2 separate regions of the Homo sapiens genome follow, and region 1 is linked to region 2. A link is an interaction called in ENCODE POLR2A ChIA-PET data of the cell type or tissue named here. Cell type or tissue: A673. All regions are shown on one strand. Links, peaks and the distances in the headings refer to the core of each region. The heading gives the core; the rest is flanking DNA.

Region 1 (2,906 bases), core at 155-2,654, 180 kb before region 2:
CCGGTTTCAAGCAATTCTGCTTCCTCAGCCTCCCAAGTAGCTGAGATTACAGGCGTGCGCCATCACGCGCTGCTAATTTTTGTAATTTTAATAGAGATGGGTTTCACCATGTTGGCCAGGCTGGTCTCGAACTCCTGACCTTGTGATCTGCCCACCTCAGCCTCCCAAAGTGCTGGGATTACAGCCGTGAGCCACCACGCCCAGCCTTCTAGTTGTTATTAAAAAAAATAAAAAGAAAAGTGTTCAGACACTGCCACATGTCCACTGGGGAATAAAATTGCCTCAATTGACAACACTGATCTAAGTGTTTCCTACAATTTTTTTTCTAGTGATTTGGTCTTGAGTTTTTCATTCTATAGGTCTTATCAAAGAGCGAGGGACAAAGCTGCCTTCAAGAGAAGAAGCCCAACCCTTGGCCCCACTTGCCCTGCCTAGCTTAAGGAGCCCCAGGAAACCTCTGCTTTTTCACCTTGACCACTGCAGTCCATCTGGCAACCCAGACCTGGACTAGAAGCAGGAAGAAAAGGATCACGAGGAGGCACAGCACCTCTAGGAACGCACAACTAGGACTTACAGCTGGGGCTGGGCTTGCATCTGCCTGCCTCCTGCCGCACAGTGCTCCTAATGCAGCAAGATTTTTGGAATTCTATGTACCCTAGGGCACACCTAGTGTTTCTTGTTTGTGTTTGGCCTGTTCATGTGTATGATAGAGAAACAGAGAGGCAGAGTGTGGAATTTTTGTGTGTTTGGGAGGGTGGGGGGCTGAAACAGGGGCTTCTCATCACTCTGGAGCCCCTCTCTTGTCAATGCACCAAAGGATGTGTTCACTCTCCAGGGTCCTCCCATTTCCCCCAGCTAATTACATGCCTCTTTAATGAAAGGAAATAGTTTCTCAGCTAAGCTGGGAAACCCAAGTCCCTGGTGCCCCCTCATCATGGGTATCTGGGAAGGACAAAAAAGGAAGCAGCTGCTTCTACTTCTTGCCTTCCCAACCCTCTTGAGGGGTGCCCGGCCCCACCTGGAGACAGGAACCATTTCCTTCTGCCAGCAGGAGCCTCCAGACCTGCCACTGGGCATGGCCAGGACATGGATACGTTGAGAAAACCCAAGCAAAGGATGGGATTAGGTGGTGGATACAGGCTGGATGTCAACCAGACCCCTGAGGAAGCCAAGCTTTTTATTCACAGCCCCTCAGCTGCAGCCTAGGAGTGAGGGAGTGTGACTGTCCCCCACCCCTGCTGTGTACAGCTGCTGGGGACAGAGCCGGCTGCTCTAAGCTTGGCTGGGGTTGGGGGCAGGGACACAGTGGGGGAGGCAGGGGAGATTGGCTGAAGTCCCAGGACAAGGCTGCAAGATCTTCCTCTCCCTCCAGGGCCTCCCTCAGTCAGCACAGTCTCTGGGAGGTGGTTTCAGAAAACAGTCAGTTGGGGACTATAGGTGAGGGGGGCTGGGGAGAGAAGTTACCGGTCCAGGAAACAGCTGGGCTGCTGTTTCCCTAGAGAGGTTACTCATGGAGCAGATTCCAGGATGTGAGGGTTCTGGGCACCTTTCCTCTTTCCACTACTGGAAAGGAGAGAGAGAGAGAGAGAGAGAGAGAGAGACCCACAGTGGTTCCATGGTCTCTTCAACACCTACAGTGAGATGGAAGCTGGTCAGCTGGGAGCCTGGCAATGTGGGATTACACAAGAGAAAATCTCTGGCCTCTTCTCTTTCAGCCACCCACCCTCCAAAAAACACAAAAATTTCATACTCTGCCTCTCTATTTCTCTATCATACACATGAACAGGTCAAACACAAACAAGAAACAGGGTTATCCTGAAGGTTCTAAGAGCTTCCCACCTCCCAATTCTCCTTTAAAAAAATAAAATGCCAAAGTTGAAGAGACTGGGATTGGGGAAATCAGGAAGAGGAGTAACCTGAATATATGGTCCTTCACCAATCATTTAGCAATGTCTTCCCGGAAGAAAATCAGGACAGTCATTTGTTGTGCATCGATGGCATTCAGCTAGATAAGAGAAACAGGCAGAAGAAAGAAACCGGAAACACAGTTGAGAGTACAAGCCCTTTGAGGGCAGGAGACCTTTCAAGTCTTTTGTGTTTGGTTTTTTGTTTTGTTTTGTTTTATTTTGTTTTGTTTTGTTTTGTTTTTGAGATGGAGCCTTGCTCTGTCGCCCAGGCTGGAGTGCAGTGGCGTGATCTCAGCTCACTGAGGGATCATGCCACCTCTGCCTCCCATGTTCAAGCAATTCTGCCTCAGCCTCCTGAGTAGCTGGGATTACAAGTGTGCACCACCAGGCCAGGCTAATTTTTTTATTTTTAGTAAAGACAGGGTTTCACCATGTTGGCCAGGCTGATCTCAAACTCTTGACTTTAAGTGATCTGCCCACCTTGGCCTCCCAAAGTGCTGGGATTACAGGCCTGAACCACCGCACCGGCCTCAAGTCTTTTTTTGAATTAAACTTTTTATTAAGATCATTGTAGATTCACATGCAGTTATAAGAAACAATACAGAGAGATCCCTTGTATACTTGCCCAGTTTCCCCCATTGATGACATTTTGCAAAACTACAGTAAAATATCACAACCAGGATATTGACGCTGATACAATCCAACAACCTTATTCAGATTTCCTGTTTTATTTGTACCTGTATGTGTGTGTGTGTTGAGTTTTATACAATTTCATCACCCACATGTGAGTATCCACCACCTCAATCCAGATTCTGAACAGTTATAACATGAAGAGGTCCCTTATGTTGCCGTCTTAAAACCACACTTCCTCCCTTCCCATTCCCCTTTCTGTACCTGATTCCTGGCAACTACTATTCTGCCCTCCAATTCTAAATTTTCTTTCAAAAACCTTATATAAAGGGAATCATATGGCATGTGACTTTTAGGGATTGGCTTTTC
Region 2 (2,906 bases), core at 260-2,759:
TCCTCCCTTTACTGACATGCTGTTTCCTCCAAAGCCTACTTCCTCCAGGAAGCATCCCTAATGACTCCCCAGTCGGAGTGAATCCGTCCTTCCTCTAAGCCCCAGCACGCCGCGTGCCCGTCTATGATAACACCAGGTTTTTTCTTCCTTATACGATGCTGATGTTTACACAGAGGTCACCTCTTTGGGCTCCTGGAGGGAAAGGGCTGTGTGTTCCCTCTCTCTATAAACCTTCACCCACCCCAGGCCTCTGCACAGTGACAACAAAAATAGCTAAGTGACACAGCACTTCCTATGTGCCAGGCATTGTCTGTGTGCCGTACATAAGCTGATTACAGTAACCTGCCCAATCCTCACAATAACCCTATGTGATAGGACAATTACTGTCTCATTGGACAGAGGAAGAAACTGAGGCACACAGAGAGGTCATGTAACTTGCCAAAGGTCACAGAGCTAGTAAATGGTGGAGCTAGGTTTTGAACCCAGGCAAGAAGGACTTGCAGAAAAAAAAAAGACTGGATTCTGCCCAGGGCCATGGCTACTCTATCCTCACGCCCTCCTTCAGGATCTGAGCTCACTTCAATCCCTGCCAAAGCCTGGGCCAGAGCGCACAGCCAAGACTGTGCACCTCTATGGGGCAGGGGCCAGGAGAGGGCCAACCAGAGAGGGCCGACCAGAGAGGGCCGACTAGGGAGGTCTGCCCCTCCTCCAAGCCATCCTGCCTGGCTATTCGGAGAAGACCAAACCCAGCGTCTTACCTCTCCCAGTTTGTCCAGTTTCACGTATGTTTCCAGTTTCCCAAAGCCAATGTCTGACTGAGAGGGAGAGACATAGAATGCCGTGAGCTTGAAGCCCTTAGCAGCTCCACAGACATGACGCCTCCCCCAACTCCAGCCTCTGGGAGGGAAGGGATGAGACTCCATGGTGGAAGGGGCTCCTTTTCCCTTTATCCCTGTGATAAAGGACAGAGCTCGTGAAAGTGTGAGTTTCTTCCTCCCAGGACAGCCAAGAGTGTAGAGCCCAGAGCTGTGGCACCTGGGATTGTTGCACATCTTGACTACCTGTGTCTCCGACTGAGACCACGAGCTCCTCCAGAGTGAGTGCTGCCTTTTTTCCCATTGTACCTTGAGTGTCCAGTTCAGAATCCACCTCTCTGACTGTGTCTCTCATCAGCGCACTTCTAGCTCAGGTGTATCCAACCCTTAACAAGACGGATTCCTGGACCCCCTAGCCGGAGAGGCTGATTCTATAGGTGTCTGGAGGTAGAGTCTGTGTTTTGTAAGATGTCCCAAACAGCTCTGATAGGCAGTTAGGACTGGAAGGCACATGCCAGCTGGCCTATTGATCTTAACCATGTGGAGACCGTGGGACCCACTGTGGGCTTAGAGTCCCATTCCAGCCCAAGTGAGACCCATCTAGGAAATGGATGTTGATGTAGGAGGACGAGCTAGTTGAATGCACTCAAGCCAGCAGGTGGCACCAGAGGCCCAGGAATCTTCCTCGAAATCCCATCTAGGCCTCAGCTGGGACTGATATGCCCATGCTGGGGAGGGCATATCACCCCACCTTGTGTCCTCTGACCCTCTTGGGACTCACCAGGGAGGCCCGGCGGGACATGCGGCTGAGCGGCTTGGGCAGATCTGGGCTCTCCATCTGTAGCTTCTGTAGGAATTCCTGGGGCAGGCGGATATCCATGGGCAGAGAGAGCCTCTTGCTGACGTCCTGTGGTGACAGGGATGAGATGGGGACACCACTGTTGGTTTCAGGGTAGCTAGGGCTGTGGGGCTCCAGACTTTCACTCTGGACCTAGCGTTCCCTGCAGAACAACCATTCAGAGCCCAATCACAGGCTGTGACCCCAGGCTCACAGCTGCTCCCAGTGTGTGCTCAAGACATACACGTGAACACCCGGGGCTGCTGTGTGACCTTAGCACAGCCAGGTCACTCTCTGCCTCTCTGGGCCACAGTATCACCATCTGTGCAACATCAGTCTCATGCCCTTACAGGCACCGATTCTGTAAGTATATTTTTTCATATACTTGGGCATATGTGTGTGGATCAAATAGTCAAATTGTCTAGCCCTTGCTAAATTCAGGAATGTTCTAAGCACTTGGCATAGATAAACCCATTTAATCCATGATGACCATTTTAAAGACAAGGAGACCATGGTGCACAGAGGTTGAGTAACTTGCTCAAAGTCACAGAGCTAATGAATGGCAGAGGTGGAATTTGAACTCACAAAGTCTGGCTGTAAGGCAGCTGCCCTCCTGTGCACACCCTTGTGCGTGCATCCTGCCACCTGCCGGGGCAGAGCTCCAGAGGCCCTTACCTCCATGGAGAAGCGGCGCTGGTTCTGCCGCCGCTGGAACTGCACGCCAGGGGAGAGCTGCCCCGGCTCCTCCCCGCTGTCTGTTGGGGAGAAGGTGCTGCACTCCTGCGGGGGGTCTCTGCCAAGAGGACCGAGCTGCAAGTCTAAGAGGGACAGGCGTCAGCTCCCCTCCCTGCCTCTCTGTCCTGAGGGAGAGAAGGGTAGCCCCCCTCCCCCAGCGCTGTGCTCCTCCCCTAAGGCCAGTGGGGAGGGGGTGGGCGGGGAGGGGAAGGTGACTGGGGAGTGTCTGGTAGGTGGGAGAGGTGCTGGGTGGGCCCAGACCCCTCACTCTCATTCCGCCGGTTGTGGAGCTGGTTGAATTGCTCCGTGAATTCAGCCAAGGATTCTTCAATGGTCTCAGTGCGGGGCACTGACAGGGAGAAACGGCGCTTAAAGTTCTTCATCTTGTTCATGATCATGAGGGACTGGGCAGCCGGGTCCTGAGATGGGAAGTGTGAGAAGAGCAGTTGAAAAGAACAAGGCAACCAGTCCAGGTCTCCACCCACTGGGAATTCAGCTCTCTCATCAAGCTCTGTCGC

What was found. ChIA-PET counts read pairs that join two places held together with the same protein. Peaks named below come from ENCODE experiments on the same cell type or tissue, not always from the same donor. Only the 100,000 strongest peaks of a DNase experiment are listed, where the experiment ranks them.
Region 1: POLR2A ChIA-PET joins it to region 2 with 7 read pairs; 4 of 35 experiments call an interaction of 5 or more read pairs at or near these places.

Annotation. Positions count from the first base shown.
Region 1 is chr1:205,699,665-205,702,570 of GRCh38, reverse strand. No RefSeq gene overlaps it. Among named protein-coding and RNA genes, the nearest start is that of SLC45A3, 21 kb to the right of the region's middle. RefSeq lists enhancers at 683-1,182, 1,183-1,684. In A673, for the core only: no CTCF peak of the experiment used is centred there; DNase peaks (open chromatin) are centred at 930 and 1,270; H3K4me3 peaks cover 443 bases; H3K27ac peaks cover 2,009 bases.
Region 2 is chr1:205,523,048-205,525,953 of GRCh38, reverse strand. It overlaps CDK18 (cyclin dependent kinase 18), which reads right to left. Exons shown (of 16, transcript NM_212502.3): 2 at 2,657-2,807; 3 at 2,329-2,471; 4 at 1,597-1,722; 5 at 759-815. The coding sequence starts at 2,786. Among named protein-coding and RNA genes, the nearest start is that of CDK18, 20 kb to the right of the region's middle. In A673, for the core only: a CTCF peak has its summit at 1,466 (motif pointing right); a DNase peak (open chromatin) is centred at 1,483.